Linked DNA regions of Homo sapiens: region 1 is linked to region 2. A link is an interaction called in ENCODE POLR2A ChIA-PET data of the cell type or tissue named here. Cell type or tissue: OCI-LY7. All regions are shown on one strand.

The links. ChIA-PET counts read pairs that join two places held together with the same protein. Peaks named below come from ENCODE experiments on the same cell type or tissue, not always from the same donor. Only the 100,000 strongest peaks of a DNase experiment are listed, where the experiment ranks them.
Region 1: POLR2A ChIA-PET joins it to region 2 with 19 read pairs; 2 of 35 experiments call an interaction of 5 or more read pairs at or near these places.

Annotation. Positions count from the first base shown.
Region 1 is chr1:17,713,883-17,721,882 of GRCh38, reverse strand. LINC02810 (long intergenic non-protein coding RNA 2810) reads right to left here and starts at 4,310. Exons shown (of 3, transcript XR_007065510.1): 1 at 4,111-4,310; 2 at 3,092-3,323; 3 at 1-203. In OCI-LY7, no CTCF peak of the experiment used is centred here; no DNase peak of the experiment used is centred here.
Region 2 is chr1:18,482,758-18,490,757 of GRCh38, reverse strand. It overlaps KLHDC7A (kelch domain containing 7A), which reads right to left. Exons shown (of 1, transcript NM_152375.3): 1 at 4,784-8,000. The coding sequence ends at 7,443. Among named protein-coding and RNA genes, the nearest start is that of KLHDC7A, 5.8 kb to the right of the region's middle. In OCI-LY7, a CTCF peak has its summit at 4,324; no DNase peak of the experiment used is centred here.

The sequences.
Region 1 (8,000 bases), 770 kb after region 2:
GCCACAGTGATTGGCTCAGGAATGGGCTTGTGTCCCTAGTCTGACCAACCACAGGTCAAATCCTGAAACTGGGATTTGAGTTATTGGGTGGAATAGACCCTCTCATTTACTCACAGATGTGGAGGAGGAAGCTGCTGGTGACTCTCTTGGAGGCAGGAGGGACATGCCTGCTGTGAATGATGCTGACACTGAGGAAGCAGAGCCTAGAAATGGAGAAAAAGAAAACTCACTGGTCCTATTCATACCAATCAATGCATTGCAGCTGGATCAATCCTTGCCTGAAGCAGACACTACCTGTTTTTCAGTTATGTAAGCCAGTGAATTCTCTTTATTATTTAAGTCCTTTGAATTGGATTTTCTGACATTTGCAACTAAAACTGCAGTAATCGGGATGGGTATTAATGCAGAAAACAGGGCCCGGTTTGGCACAGAAATGTCATTTGGAAGATCACAGACTTGTGCACAGAGGGATAGAGCAGGCAAACTAAGAGCATGGGCCTCCATATCAGGCAGATCTGGGTTCAAAGCTCAGTTCCATCTGCTCTGTGCTCTGCTGTGTGAACCTGGGCAAGGGACTTTACCTCTCTGAGGCTCAGTTTGCCTAGCTGTAATTAAGGATAATAACATCTGTCTTCTCATCGTTTGTAAGAATTAAAATAAAATCCATGTAAAGCTCTTTACATTTCCTAGCCCGTAATAAATACTCAATATTTAGTAATTATTAAAGATGTTGTGACCGTAATTTTATTAAAGATGTTGTTTCCTATCTCCCATGCTTGGCTATGAGCTCCTTGGGGGTAGGGGAGGGTTTGAGTTGCCTTCTGTGTCTACCACACCGATCTGAATTATCACTTAATGGTCAACTGTGTTTTGTGTTTTGCCTCCTTGAACCCAGGAGCAAGTTCTCTAAGGACAGGAGTGAGGACACATGGCTTAGCTCTGCAGTGGGCAGATGGGCCAAGTGCCCCACACTCTCCTAGATGCATGAATCATAAGCCCTGCTGCGTCTAAGAAGCATAACACCCAGCAGGAGGCCATCACCATGCTCCAGTTTTGACCAATGAAGAAACTAAGGCCTGGTATGGGGAGGTCAAAGGCCCCAGGGTCACCGTGGCAGGTGCCAGGACCCGCGTCAGAGCCCAAGTCTGTCTGACACCAGGGTCCAGGCTCTCTACACAGGCCTGAGCTGGCATTCAAGATGGTGAGGGGCATCGGTGAGCTGGTGATTCACCCAATGGGAGAAGTGACAAAGGCAACCCCCCGAGCAGACAGGACTAAGGGTTCAGGAGCAAACATCGACTTCATTATGGTTATTGTTGGCGTGATTGATATACAGTTAGACCTCAGTTCTGGTTGCTGCAGCTTGAGAGAAAGAAATGGTGGAGCTGATGAAGAGTAAATGGCCAAGAGGATTGGTGAGGAGGAGGCCTAGGCAGGTGGGGGAGAAAAGGCTGAGGAGTCGAGGCCTCTCAGTCTGGGGTTCCGGCCTCTGGCTCCTGGGAAGCTGGACAGGAGGGTGAGGAGCCTCTGCCCCTGACTTCACATCCTCCCCTCAAGGCAGTTCCTTTAGGTCCAGTAGGAGCCCCCTCCCAACTCCCACACAGGCTGTGAGCACACAGCGGGGGCAGTGGCTAAGGGCCTAGAAAGACCTAGAATATTCCAGAAATTGATCCAAAAAGAGATACTGAGGGGGATTCCCTCACCTCGGACACCAGAAAACAGGCTTCCTGGTGACTCAGCAAAACCACTGCAGAAACTGGGTCTCCGAGAATTGTGTGGCTCACCCAAGGCCCCACAGCTGGGCAGAGAAAGCCAATTAGACTTAGAGTCCACACTCTTTCCCGGCACCAGGAGCCTCCTTCTCAGAGGACATAGGCAGCTGGGCACCCCTCTGCCCGCCCTCCCTCAAAGGCCCTGCCCAATGGGGACCAGGGCTGCCTACACTGAGTCAGGCAGTGTTTGGCACCCACATTTGTCTCTGAGGCCTGAGATGGGAAATCCTGGTCTCCTACCCTCTCTGCAAGGCCAGGGCAGGCCTGAGAGGCTTAGCATAGCCATTGGACGGATGAGGAAACTGAGGCTTATAGAGGCGCATGATATGTTCCTGTTCCCCAGCCAGCAGGAGGCTCTGTAGAAGTTAGATCCCAGGTCTGTTCCCACCTTCTGGTCCCCCCAGGCAGCTCTGAGCTTCTGCTGCAAAGCCCGAGGCTGGAGGCCCTTCCCAGCAAAGCCTGTGTCTGACAAGGTGGGGAGGGTCTGGAGCTTCCAGGCGGCGAGTTTCTCAGGATGCAGAAACACCAAGGTGAGGAAGCCAGACACTCTCTCTCCTCCGAGGAGGCTATCGGAGGCAGAGGCGACAATTTACAAGCACCTTGCGATGATGGGGGAACCATCTCTGCAGACACCCAGCACCTCTAAAAGCAATTTAACTTGACGTCCCTTCCCCTCCTCAGCCTTCCTCTCTCCCCACAACTATCGATCCCCCAGGGTCTCCTCTGTTCCTCCCAGCAACATATCCAGCCCCCGGCTCAGCCACCAACCAGCCACACCACCAGCAGCACCTTCACCTCTGCAACCCCGCCTCCTCATCTGAAACTGCAGATGACAATGGCTGCACCCCACAGGACTGTTTTTAGGGTGGCTCCTGGCACTTCGCAAACACTTGGTAATGTGGGTTTCTTTTTTTATTATTTTTTAAATTTATTTATTTATTTATTTTGTTGTTGCTTACTCTTTTTTATTTTTTTTAATTTTTTATTTCCATAGGGTTTTGGGGAACAGGTGGTATTTGGTTACATGAATAACTTCTTTAAGTAACGTTGGCTTCTTTCCTGGCCAGAAGCAGCCACAGGCTCAGGCCCTGCAGCACACCAGGCCTGTGCATCCCTCCCCTCTCCCTGTGGCTCCAGAGAGACCCTCGCTGTGCCTCTGGTACTTGTCTTCCCTCCCTGCCTTCCCAGAACCCAGGGTCACACATGTCCATTTTCTCGGGAGTCATTTCCCCCAGCCTTGTTCCCTGCTGTCCAACCAAGGCCTGGAGCAGGGCCCAGCCTGTTCTCAGAGCTCAGTGAATAACTGTCTAGCGACTGACCAACCAACAGGGAACACCAAATCCAGCAAGTTGCTGCCAAGAACCCCCTCTTCCAGGAAGACCTCCCTGACCTCCACCCGGGCCAGGTTAGGGGCTCTTCATGCAAGATTCCGTGACGCCCAGAACTGTAAAATAGTTATAAAGTGTAGGTTCTGCAGTCCAAGTCTCAGCTGTCACTGATTAGTTGTCTTTGGGCGAGTGGCATAACCTCCCTGTGCTTCCATGTCCTCACCTGTAAAATAAGAATAACAATACCAGTGCCTGCCAGAGAGCATCCTCATGAGGCGTCACGGGACACGTACAACACGCAGAATGAGACCCAATGCATTCCGAACACTCACAGGCGTGAGCGGTGTGTGTGGTCGCAGGGAGGGCGCTGTATTGTCTCATTTATTTGACTGCCTTCTGCCACCTGCCTGTGAATCCGTCAGCACCTGTAGCTGAGCCCGTCAGGTGTTGCTTCCCATCCCATTGTCGTCCCTGTGAGCCTGGCTACTGACCTCAGCCTCCCCTCCAGTGGCTGCATCTGCAACTCTTCAGCAGCCCCCACCACCACCGTGCCCACATCTTCAGGGAGCTGAGCTGTGTGGGAGTCGACACCCCAAAGCCTGGCCCTTGGCCGATGACTGACAGGCCCCCGAGTCAGGACCAACTCCAGAGTGCCCTATGGTATGAGGCTGAGGCCACTCTCTCTGGGGCTTTTCTGGAAATCACACCCTGGCTTGGCTGCTCCCACCTCCCCAGCACCTCCCCCACTTTCCCTACTCCCTTGCTCTTTCTCCTGGGAGCACCGATTGTACCCAAATCTTTATGCCCCGTTGCAGCCACCTAAGACAGTGACTAACATCTGTTCACTTCTATCTCATGCCTAGCAGTGCCCAGATATGGACTTGGACAGTGTGAACAGAGCAATGTCATCAGGAATAAGACTGAGGGAGTCAGCCTCAGCCAAGGGAGGAATCCTAAGAGGAAGAAGTGGAGGCTGAGAGCTGGTGGCCTCCCCGTTCCAGCCGCCTCACCCTAAGCATGCGCAGCCCCCTCCCTTGCCTGCACGGAGGAGCCATTTGCAGCCATAAATGTTCAATGGAGCGTGTGGTCTTTAGTGCATGGGCCTCGAGCTGCATAAACAAGGTTGTAAAATTTAAAGGCAAACCAGGCTGGGATCCCATGGGCAGCCACGCTGACATCACAGACAGAGGTGGGGCTTGCGTGGAGGAGCAGGAGGCAGCCATGGCAGCACTAAGGCTGGGACAGAAAGAAGGGGCATCTCGCCCTACCTGATGGCGGCTCACGTTTATTCGTTTTTTCGCCGTTGACCCGAATGGAAGCAGGCCCTCCGTGAGACTGTGCCACAGTTCCAGGGGTGTAGATAGATTATCTTTTCCAAAGAGAATCAATGCTCCTCTCTGCTGGTGAACCAGCGACCCAGCACGGAATTGTACATGTTGGGGATGAACCAGCAACTCAGCACGGGATTGTACATGCTGGGGATGAACCAGCAACTCAGCACGGGATTGTACATGCTGGGGCTTCAGCTTCAAGTGAACAAGATGAAGTCCTTGCCCTCCTGGAGCTTACATTCTAGAGGAAGGGAAAAAAAAACACGCAAGTAAAAAAAAAAAGTAAACCAAGAGAGTCATGATAATTTTAATACTGATCAGTGATAGAAAAATGAGATTGAGGCCAGGCATGGTGGCTCATGCCTGTAATCTCAGCACTTTGGGAGGCCGAGGCGGTCAGATCACTTGAGGCCAGGAGTTCGAGACCAGCCTGGGCAATATGGCAAAATGCTGTCTCTACTAAAAATACAAAAATTAGCCGGACGTGGTAGCACACGCATGTAATTCCAGCTATTCGGGAGTCTGAGTCAGGAGAATCGCTTGAACCCGGGAGGTGGAGGTTGCAGAGAGCCAAAATTGCACCACTGCACTCCATCCTGGGCAACAGAGCAAGATGAAAGAAAGAAAGAAAGAAAGAAAGAAAGAAAGAAAGAAAGAAAGAAAGAAAGAAAGAAAGAAGGAAGGAAGGAAGGAAGGAAGGAAGGAAGGAAGGAAGGAAGGAAGGAAGGAAGGGGAAGGGAAGGGAAGGGAAGGAAGGAAGGAAGGGAAGGAAGAGAGAAAGATGGGATTGGGAGGGAAGCCTACTTCAGATGGGAGAATCACAGTGAAATGAGACTCCAGTAACATTTGTGGGACTTCTGGCCTCCTGAGTCCTCAGGAAGGAGGCGTTGGCCACAGAGTTCTTTGCTGCTGAGCAGCGGCCAGCTACTCTATCAGCAGGCTGTTCCATCAGCAGGCCACTCCAGCCTTCTTCCCTGCCTCCCTTCACTGCAAATCAGGCAGCTGTTTACAGATCAGGCCCATCTTTTCTTTTTCTTTTTTTTTCTCTAGTGTCAGGATCTCATTCAGTCACCCAGGTCATAGTGCAGTGGCATAATCATAGCTCGCTGCAGCCTCAAACTTCCTGGGCTCAAGCAATCCTCCCACCTCAGCCTCCTGAGGAGCTGGGACTAAAGGCACATGCCACCATGCCCAGCTAATTTTTTAAATTATTTCTAGAGACAGGGTCTCAATATGTTCACCAGGCTGGTCTCGAACTCCTGGGCTCCAGTGATCCTCTTGCCTCTGCCTCTGCCTCCTGCCTCCCAAAGTGCTGGGATTATAGGCATGAGCCACTGTGTCTGACCTGGGCCCATCTTACGGAGCATCGCTGAGTTGGGAGTTCTCCTGGGAGAAGCCCAGCTTCCAGACTCCCCACATCATCACTGGTTATGCATGTGGACTCTGGAGCCACGGTCCGGGGTTCCATTCCCACCTCTGCCATTTACTATCTGTGTGCCCCTGGGCAAGACACTTCCCTTCCCTGAGCCTCATTCCCTGCACTGTCAAATGGAAATAATGACAGTACTCACCTGGGAGAATTCAGTGAGGCAGGGCACGGTGTATGCTCAGCCTGCCACAGAGCTATTGTTTTTGCTGTCATTATTCCCTCCTTCCTGTGACCAGGGACGGCTCTACCGCAACATAAGCTGATCCAGCAGGCTGGGAGAAGGGGTGAAGGCAAAGAGTGGGGGACTCAGGGGTGCCAGCTGCAAGAGTCTGGCTGAGTGAGGAAGAGAAGCACCCAGTCAAGTGGGGATGGAAGTAGCTGGCATGGTGAGGAAGGGGCTTGGGCAGAGAGGCGAGGCCCTGAGTGCTTGAGGATCAGGACAAGAATGAACGTGGAGCCAGGTGGGGGCTGCATGGCCTCATTCAAGAGATACCACAGCAGATTCTGCAGGCAGGGAGGACAGTCCCTTCCAACTCTGGGGTGCCTGTTGAAAGTTACCCCAATTTGTGAGATGAAAGAGGCAGCAAAGGGGGACAGAGGTGTCTGATAGGCCTGGGCCAAATCCTGGCTGCAGGGTCGTGTGAACTTGGCCAAAGTAACTTGCTCTCCTTAGGCCTCAATGGCATCATCTGTAAAATGGGGACAATCCTAGGATCCATCACACAGTCGTTGCGAGGACTGAGGGAGACGATGCATGAGGTCTGTGCTCACTGGGTGCAAGTTAATAACAGTCACAGTGAAGAGTCTCTGGTTTTAAGATTGGGTGAAACCAAGACTCAAAATTTTAAGATTCTAAGTGAGAAGTTTAAGCCTAAATTCTTACTAGAATGTTGGGTCTGTGAAGACAGGGGTTTGGTCTGTTTTGTTCATGGCTTTATGAACGGTACTTGGCACCCACGGCCTGGCATACAATAGGTGGGCATATGTGTGTATATTCACATGTGTATTTGGTGAGTGAGTGAATGAGTGAATGAATGAATGAATGAATTGGCAAGGCTGACCACTCTCTGTCCAGTTGCTCAAGCCGGAAATGAGGCTACCTGCACCCCGTCCCCCACTCCTCCTAAGGAGCAGGCCTCCCGGCAGCTCCCTGTCTTCCTTCCCATAATGACAGCCACCCTCGCTCACCTGGAGCCGCCACAGCTCCGTATTGGCCTCTCAACTTTCAGTCTCGCCTGTCTTCTCCTCCCATCTTAAAAATCTCATTTACAGAAAGAAAAGAAGTTCATTTACCAAATTGGGGGCATTCTGCTGCAGGGCTGAGCCATTAGCAGGCACAAAAGAAAGTCATATCTCAGTCACTTACAAAATTAACAAGGAGGAGCTTGGAGCAAGGAATCTGTCTGTGCTAGAATAAAAAGGCCTCCCAGGTACTGCAGGTCGCAGCACATCCGCCTGCTCAAGAAGTCCTGGAGTGATAAACTGGCACCTGGCAAAGTGAGGACTTTCGCAGGGGGAAGGAGGAAATGACCAGCGGTGATCATTCACAGCCCTGAACGAGGACAGAGCGGGAAGCCCACAGCAGTCACAGTCACGCTGACAGCTCCACTCTCCTCCACTCCAGGACACTTGGTACCTGAGTCCAGCCACTCCTGCCTCATTAAGCAGCCTGCACAGGGCCCTGGGAAATGACCTCATTAGGTGGCCACACTGGCTTGTGTAAATTAATTTGATAAAGATAATGAAGTTCATCAGAGCAGAGCTGACCATGTTTCCAGGAGCAACTATCCTGAGGGCTGAGCTCTGAGGACCAGGAGCCAGGAAGTGGTGAATGGGCTTTGGCAGCAGTGCCTCCGGGGCACACTGTCCCCCCAGCCCAGAAGCATTTTATCCTCGGCAGGCTGAAGGACCCAGGGAATCCATGTTGTCCTAATGGTTTCTGGAAGCAAGCGGGTCTTCAGTCTTGGCTTTGCCATGTGCTACGGGCGTCTAGTCACCTGGTTTCTGACAGCCTGTTTTCTCAGCTGTAAAATGAGCATAACAGTTCTGCCTCCCAGCACTAGTTAAGCAAGAAAACACACATAGGCCAGGTGCAGTGGCTCACGCCTATAATCCTAGCACTTTGGGAGGCTGAGGTGGG
Region 2 (8,000 bases):
AGCCAGGAAGACTGGGGTGATATTATTATAGGGATGTTATCAAGGTAGGTAGTGCTGGTGGAAACTGGGGCTCAGTCCTACCAGGAAATCTGGGAGCCAGTGCAGAACATGAACCTAGGAGTTATCTCACTCCAGGGTTGAGGGAGCTGGGGTATTTACACACCAACTCCTGCCTGTCATTGGTTCGGGGATCCTCTAGGTAGCAACAATCCCCAGGTAATGGCAACAGAACACCTTTCAGCAGCGGGGAGGCTCTTGGGGGCAGAGTGCAGGTGCTCTATCCCAAGATAGTTGGCCGATAGAGTGGCTGTGCTCAATAGGTGTCAGTGATTGCTTTTCAAGGAGCTAATCTCTTGATCTTTTTGTAAAGATGCTCCTCTGAGGTGGCTCAGAGTTTTCTCCCTGTAGACATTGGTTCCTGGGTCATGGAAAAGACCTAGCTGAGGGCTAGCACCAAGCCCCTTGGCCAGGCAGGCACCCAGAGGGTCCCCAGTGCCCTAGTCTGGCTAGACCAGAGCCAGGGCCCTATGGCTGAATAAGGAAGAACCCAGGATTTGGAGTCAGGCAGACCTGGGCGGTGGAGGTGTGGGGTAGGTCTCCCAGCTCTTCTATCTTATAGGCATGTGACCCTGGGAATGAGATTTCACTTTCTTGAACTCTAGTTTCCTCAACTGCAAAGTGATGAGATATCACAGGATTGTTGTGTCACTTACCTATTGTGGTGTTGCAAACCATTCCAAAATTGACTGGCTTAAAACCACAACTATCTATTTCTCTCATGAGCCTGTGGATTGGCAACTGGGGCTGGGTTCAGCTAGGTGGTTCTTCTGCCAGTCTTGGTTAGGTTCTGCCAGTCTTGGTTGGGTTCTTTCAGGTATCTGTGGTTGGTCAGCTGGTGGTCAGTGGCCTCACTCACAGGTTGGGGGTTTGGCTGGCTGTTGACTGGGGTAACTGGTAACTGGCTGTTGACTAGGGTAACTGGTCTATGGGTCTCTCATCATCCCACAGCCTAGGCTGGGCTTGTTCACATGGCGGCAGTCTCGTGATTTCTAAGAGCCACAAGAGAGCACATCCAATGCCCTAGCAATTTTCAAGCCTCTGCTTATGTCAAATTTGTTACTGCCCCACAGTGGCCAAAGCAAGTCACATGACCAGATTCAAGACATGGAAAAATTGATGGGAAAGAGAGAATTTGGCCAGAGACAATATAAGTAAAGCTCTTATTAGTCTTGTGTTTTATAAATGTATTGACAATGATTACATGCCTTATTCCAGTTTTTTAGCAATAAAAAGTAGGTGTTATAATTACTAATAATCATTAAATCAATAGGTAATTTTTGTGCAGGGTCCTGTCTCCACTTCCTCTTCTATATCACGAAGATAATTGCTCTGTCAGACAGTGATGTATTGAGGGAAGAGTGAGGGAAGAACAGTAAAGTATTTGCACAGAGCCTGGTGAGAGGAACTCTATTTATTATGGTATAAAATTTGCGTCTCCTCCCTGCACACAAAAAAGCAATGCAAACTTGATCGCTTTTTCATTTTTGTTTTCACATCTCACATTTCAAAAAACCCCAGGGTCAGAGCTGTTTGTGGAGACTTTCCTCCAGGCTGTCCTTTCTTCTCGCTCCCTGAAGTTACCTCCTCCCTTTGTGTTTCATGCTCTGCCTTCTGCCCCAGCCTAGGGGCTGCTCCTGGCTGAAGCCACAGCTTCAGGAGGATCCGAGGGGCACCCTAGGGCCACAAGGCCCTTTCCAGTAAGGATTACAAAGATGGGAAGTGCCGGCTGCTTCTGTCTGTGGCCTTTAATATTTGCAGCTCAGACACAGCCCAGCATACTCCCAGTTCCCCCAAGTGGTGATTTCTCCCAATCTGTGAAAGAAGGGAGCCCCCTCCATCTCGCATTTTCTCAGGGTTCCCAGGGGCCTCTGAGCAGCTTCTGAAGCTCCACAGCTCCGACTGACACCCCCTGGAAATTGCTTAATGCTTTCAGCCTGAGGAAACTCAAATCAGCCAGTCAGTCAATCCTGAACTACTCTGGAAGAGCAGAGTAGAGTCTCACAGTCTCAAAACCTGGATGGTCTAAAATATGAGTAACTTTTATGTTGAGCATCCCCTGCCCCAGACCTTCTGAGACAAGAATCGGCCGCTGCAGCTTAATTCTCAACCTTCCTCCTCCAGGGCCAGGATGAAAGAGAGCAGGAGGTGGTGGGGGTGGTAAAAGAAAACCTCCTCCTCTGAACTGGCTTAGGGCAGCCCCGCTGCAGGCGACAACTGTTCTTCCAAGACCTACTTTAACAAATTTTTATTTTTATTTTACTTTTATTTATTTTTATTTTTTGAGACAAGGTCTCACTCTGCCACCTAGGCTCGAGTGCAGTGTGGCATGATCTCAGCTCAAGGCAACCTCTGCTTCCCAGGCTCAAGTGATCCTCCCACTTCAGCCTCCCAAGTAGTTGGGACCACAGGCACACACCATCACGCCTGGCTAATTTTTGTATATTTTGTAGAGATGGGATTTTGCCACATTGCCCGGGCTGGTCTTGAACTCCTGGGCTCAAGCAATCCTCCTACCTTGGCCTCCTAAAGTGCTGGGATTACAGGCATGACTGCAAGTAGTACAAGATGTAGTAGTAGCAGTTCCTGGGCCGGGAGCTTTCCCTCTATTATTTTGTTAGTTCTCACAGTATCTTCTTGAGGCTGGCAGTGGCAAACCCATTTTACAGATGCAGGTATTGAGGATTAGAGAATTTAAGAATATGTCCTTTGAGTTCAAAGTTCAAAGATGGAGCACAATTGATTGGTGTGGGTGGAGACAGGGTCGGAGGCAAGGCTGATGCTGGGTCCTGGCCTCCACTGCCTCAGCATAGAGGAGTGGAGAGAGTATTGCATGCAAGGCAGTAAGGCTGGATTCAAGCACTTTTTTTTTTTTTTTAAAATAGAGTCTCACTTTGTCGCCCAAGCTGGAGTGCAGTGGCTCAACCTTGGCTCACTACAACCTCTGCATCCTGGGTTCAAGCGATTCTCTTGCCTTAGCCTCCTGAGTAGCTGGGATTACAGGCGTGCACCAACATGCCCAACTAATTTTTGTATTTTTAGTAGAGACGGGGTTTCACCATATTGGTCAGGCTGGTCTTGAACTCCTGACCTCAAGAGATGCTCCCACCTGGGCCTCCCAAAGTGTTCAGATTACAGGCATAAGCCACTCTGGCTGGCCTTGGATTCAAGCACTTTTAATGAAAACAGAAAAGGTCTTTGGATTTTGCCATGAAGGCAAATTTCATTAAATTCTCTGAGCCTCAGCTTTCTCACCCGTAAAATAGGGTTGTTGTGAGGATCAGTGAGGAGATGCATATAAAAGCACGCAGAGGAGAGCAGGGGCCCAGTGAATGTGGTGCCCCTGGATGGCCCCTCCAGCCAGCCTTGCCTCTCTCGCCGTAGGCTTCCAAGGACAGCTCTGTCCTACAGTCACAGAGGGGCCAGGCCCCAGCCCTAGGCAAATGCTATGGCTTCTGTGGTTGTTTCAACAACTCTACCATTGCAGACGGGACCTAGACTGGCATTCTCTTGTAAATATTGATGAAGGCCCCAGATAGGGAGGAATAAGAAAACAAAGGACGTTTTATTTGTGATAGAAAGAGAACCCAACAGAAAACAAAAATCTACAGGCAGGCCCAACAGGAGGGGAGATGTTTAAATAAACCTTGATACATTCACTCCATGGAATATTGTGCAACTATTGAAATGATGTTTACCTAGGATTTGTAATAACACGGGAAAATGCTTATTATAAAATGCTAAGTGAAAAAAGGAAGAAACGGAATTGTATATTTAGCATAATCGTACCTAAGCAAACATCAAGCCAAACAAAAACTTTGCACAGAAGAAAAAGACCAGAGGGACACACACCACAGTAGGGGGTGTCGTTGAGTGGCAAAATTGGGGAGATTTTTAATACCTTTCTCTATTTTTTTTCTATAATGGGCATGGTTGGTTTAAAGTGGAAAGCGACCCAAATTTAATTTTTTTTTGTTTTTCTGAAGAAGAAAGAATTCCTATTGGAAAAGCAAGAAGCCAAGTGACACAGATGTCACTCTGAGGCTAAGGGCAGGAGGCCAACAGACCCCAGGCTATTAAGTAAAGTCAAGTAGAAATCTGAGACTCTGGCCCCATGAAGTCGTCTCAGCTGCACACCTGAGTATAGGGTCTGCAACATTCTGGTAACGACACTGGCTCTCACTCCTATATGTTGTAAATGTAGGTGTAATTGAGTTTTTTTCCCTTACAACAAAGGCTAAACAGAATAGCTGGGCCCCTGTCCTTCTTCCTACCCCAAGATGGCGCTCCTCGGAAGCAGCCCGGCTCTCCCTGGTGGGCACAGGGAGCAAAGTCCTTCTGGCTGCAAGGCCACCCTTCCGGTTCCCTGGACCAGTCCTGGTCTGTGCATCTCCCAGATTTCCATTCAGGTCCCTGTTCAAATGTCATCCTATCAGGGAGGCCTGATCACATGATTTAAAAGAGCAACCCCTTTCCTCCGGCACTCAGGATCCCATGTCCCTGCCTCAGCTTTCTCCTTAGTGTATATGCAGCCTAGGTACTAGGTTCTATGTATTTCCTTTTAAAAGTGTCCATTTTCCTTTGCTAGAATGTGAGCTCCATTAAGGCAGGGATCTGCTGCATCTCCAGCACCTAGAACACTGCCCAGTCCAAATATTCTGTAAATGTTTATTTCAGGAGTGAATGAATGCATCCTGATCATTTTTTTTTTTTTTTGGTGTGTGTACATATTTAGTTTTATTGTAACAAAGCAACTTGTATACTTTTAATGTTTAAAACAGAGCATCATCTTTCCTTTCCAGTGAAACAAAAAGAAAACTTAAAAATAAACAGGAACAAAATTACAATAGAGAATGTCAATTCCAAATAAGATGCTACGGGTTCCGCTGATGCTCCCATTGAGTGGCAGGACTCAAGCCATCATTAGGAAAGAATTTATTTTTAAAGTGTCATCTTAAACTGCAAGGACGATTGTGCCCTCAGGGTGTCTTTCCAAGGTCTTGAGCTACCTTGTTCCACCCTGATGGCCCTGACCACATTCTTCCTGAAGCCCAGCTCTAGAGCCCCAGGCCAGCACATCAGCTCTAATCTATAGGTAGTGACTGCCTGGGACACTGTATTGAAACACTTATGAAGCCATTGTGAGCGCTCGCCAGGAAAAGATAGGACGACTGATGAATGATTTTGCCAATGGAACCATAAGAGAGGTGGATCAGATGGACTGTGTACTCCTCTTCCCAGCCCAGGCCCAAATCTCAGCTCCACCTCTCATTATGAAGACCACACCCACCATCAGCTGGGGCCTGGAACACATTTGTCCGTCTTATCCCTGGAATCACTCCCCTAGTCTCTACCACAGGTATGCAATGGGCTTTGGAATGTTTTTCCAGAGTGGTCCTTGTTCCTCCTGGGCTTGGAAACTTTCCAGAACTTTACCTAGCTTAGTTGTTGCCTTGTCCTCTGCCTGGCCCCTCACTAGGGGTTGAAGGTTGGATCTAGGTCCACCTGCCCCCAGCTCCTATGTAGAGTTCTCCTCCCAAGCAAGTCCTTCCCCCAGTCCAGCAGCACAATGCTAGTGCCTCCTTTGAGTCTTGTCACTGAAGCCATTCTGCCCCAGCCCACAGGTCCCTTGGAGGTTCATGCCTAGTGTTGACACTGAGCTTGAATGTGGCCTTGGCTGGGTTCAGGGGTCACTCTCCCAAGAAGGTAGCCATGGCCCCAGCTGACTTTCCCTTCCTGGTCTCTGATTTAAGAATAAATTCAGTTGCTTCATCTTTCGAGGCCCAGGCCAGGGAAGTGGGGTGGGGGTGTGGCCAATGTCACCCTGTGGCCTCTGAGCTGCCACTGGCAGAGCCTGGTGCCAGAGCCCAGACCAGGGATGGTGGTCTTCGGTGGTCCAGTGCAAGCTCTCCTCTTATGTCCATGCCAACCTCCTTTTCATCCTTTGTTCCAGTCCTGCTTCTTCCAACAAGACCCACAGCCTGGGCACCAGCAGCTTCCGTGGACACAGGATCTAGCTGGGACCACCTGGGAAACTGGGAAGAACTTTCTCTTTTATCCTCTCATTTATCCCCAGGGCAGACAGGGACATGAATTGTCCTTCCCATTTTCAAGACAAGGACACTGAGGTCCAAAGCATCCTTATTTTCTTCCTTGTCAGGCCCTGCTCTGGTGTACCTCCCATCTCCCCTGGCTTCTGGCTGGGACCAAGAGCATCACTGCCTTCCCATCTGTCACTGTCTCCCTCAGAGGTGGAACAAGGGCTGTGGTAATACACTGGGTCAGGCTCTCTCCCGTCCCTCCTGGAAGGACAGGTGCTTTCCTGAGGCTGGGGGTCTCCTTCATTCGGAGTTTATCAAACCAGATGTGAAAGGAGATCCAGTCTCTGGATGCTTCACTAGACTCTTCTAGTTCCTCCGCTTGGTCATCCACCTGAAAATGTGAATGCGGCAAACCAGGTGACCGTACCTGGCACAAGGAGGGCAAATTATGCTGTCACCCTGAAGTGCTGACTGGTGGTGGTTGCCCCAGCTTCCAGACAGGAAGACGGCTACAGATCTGAGAATGAGTGCAATGGTCAGTTAACATGGGCAGGGCCGAGGAGCAGGGTGGCCCTTGGATCACATAGTTTCTTCCCTTTGCTGAGACCTCCGTGTATCCTTAGCAGACCTCCACCAGAAGATAGCTTGGTACAATGGCTGCTTCTCTTTCTTCCAATAAGGAGAAAAGTAATGTGGGCTTTGGTATATTTTCTCGCAAGCAAGAGTCTCCTAGGCTGGCCCCAGCTTCAGCTGTTCTACTTTTCAAACCACCACTCCCTCTGGCCAGGGCCCCTGGGGCTCCCTCGGCTCCTTCCTGGCCCTGCCCAAGTCACCTGCCTCCATCTTTCCCACCTGTGTGTCCCGGTGCTTCTGGGAACTGTGGAGGTGGGGCCCAGTGGCTGATGTTTAGGAAGGGGCACTGATGGCTCAGAGAGCCAACCCCTCTCCAGAGCAACTAGCGAGGGGCTGCTGGGGTCAACTGGCTCCTAGAATTGTGATTGCAAAAAGACTATGCCCCCTAAGCTTTGGTGGGGTCCCGGTGTATCCCCCCAAGAATTCAGAGTTGAAGCAAGGGCGGTCATCCCTGAAGACATGAATGCCTTCTGCCTTGGAACACCAGCTCCTGGTCCTCTTTTCTGCAGTGGGGCCTCTGCAGCCCATGAAGGGTAAGACTCATCTAAGATCCCTCTCTCCCCAGCTAGGGGAGGAGAAAGGACCGGAATTCACCTCTTGATGGCCACATTCCTGGGTTGCCTGTTTGCCTAGAAATGGCCCCCAGAGGGACGGCTGGCAGTGGAGCCCGGTGGCCCCCAGCTTTGCATGAGGAGCTCAGTTGAGGGACTGCTAGACCCTGGTCTGAGGCAAATCGGGGGTGGGCAAGGTCAGGACGGTGGGCAGGAGGGTGCCCTGCGGGGCCGGGAAACTCCGCAGCTCCTTGGGCACAAACCTGGGTGAGACAGAGTCTGCTAGGAAGCAGAGGGTGCTCCGGCGTCCCACGCAGTAGATGAGGTTGTCCACCACGGCGCACTGGAAGGCATCCGGGTAAGGCGTCCGGTACGTGGCGCACTCGTACCAGAGCCGGGTGCTGGCGCTGCAGCGGTACACGGCGATGCCCAGGCTGCGGTTGAGGTCAAAGCGGTAGAGAAAGCCGTTGACCGCCACCATCTCGGCCGTGCGGTCCTTGCTGCCCCCGGTGGGGCCGGCCCACCAGCGCTGCTCCTGCGCAGAGAAGCGGAACAGCAGGAAGCGCAGCGAGCCGCCGGTGACGAAGATTTCCTTGGCACGCACCGTGGCCGTGTGCGCCAGGGCGAACGTGTCACTGGGGAGCGGCGGGGCAAAGTCCCAGCGGTCCAGGCGGGGGTCGTAACGCTCCACCGAGTTCAGACACTCTCCGCCGATGGC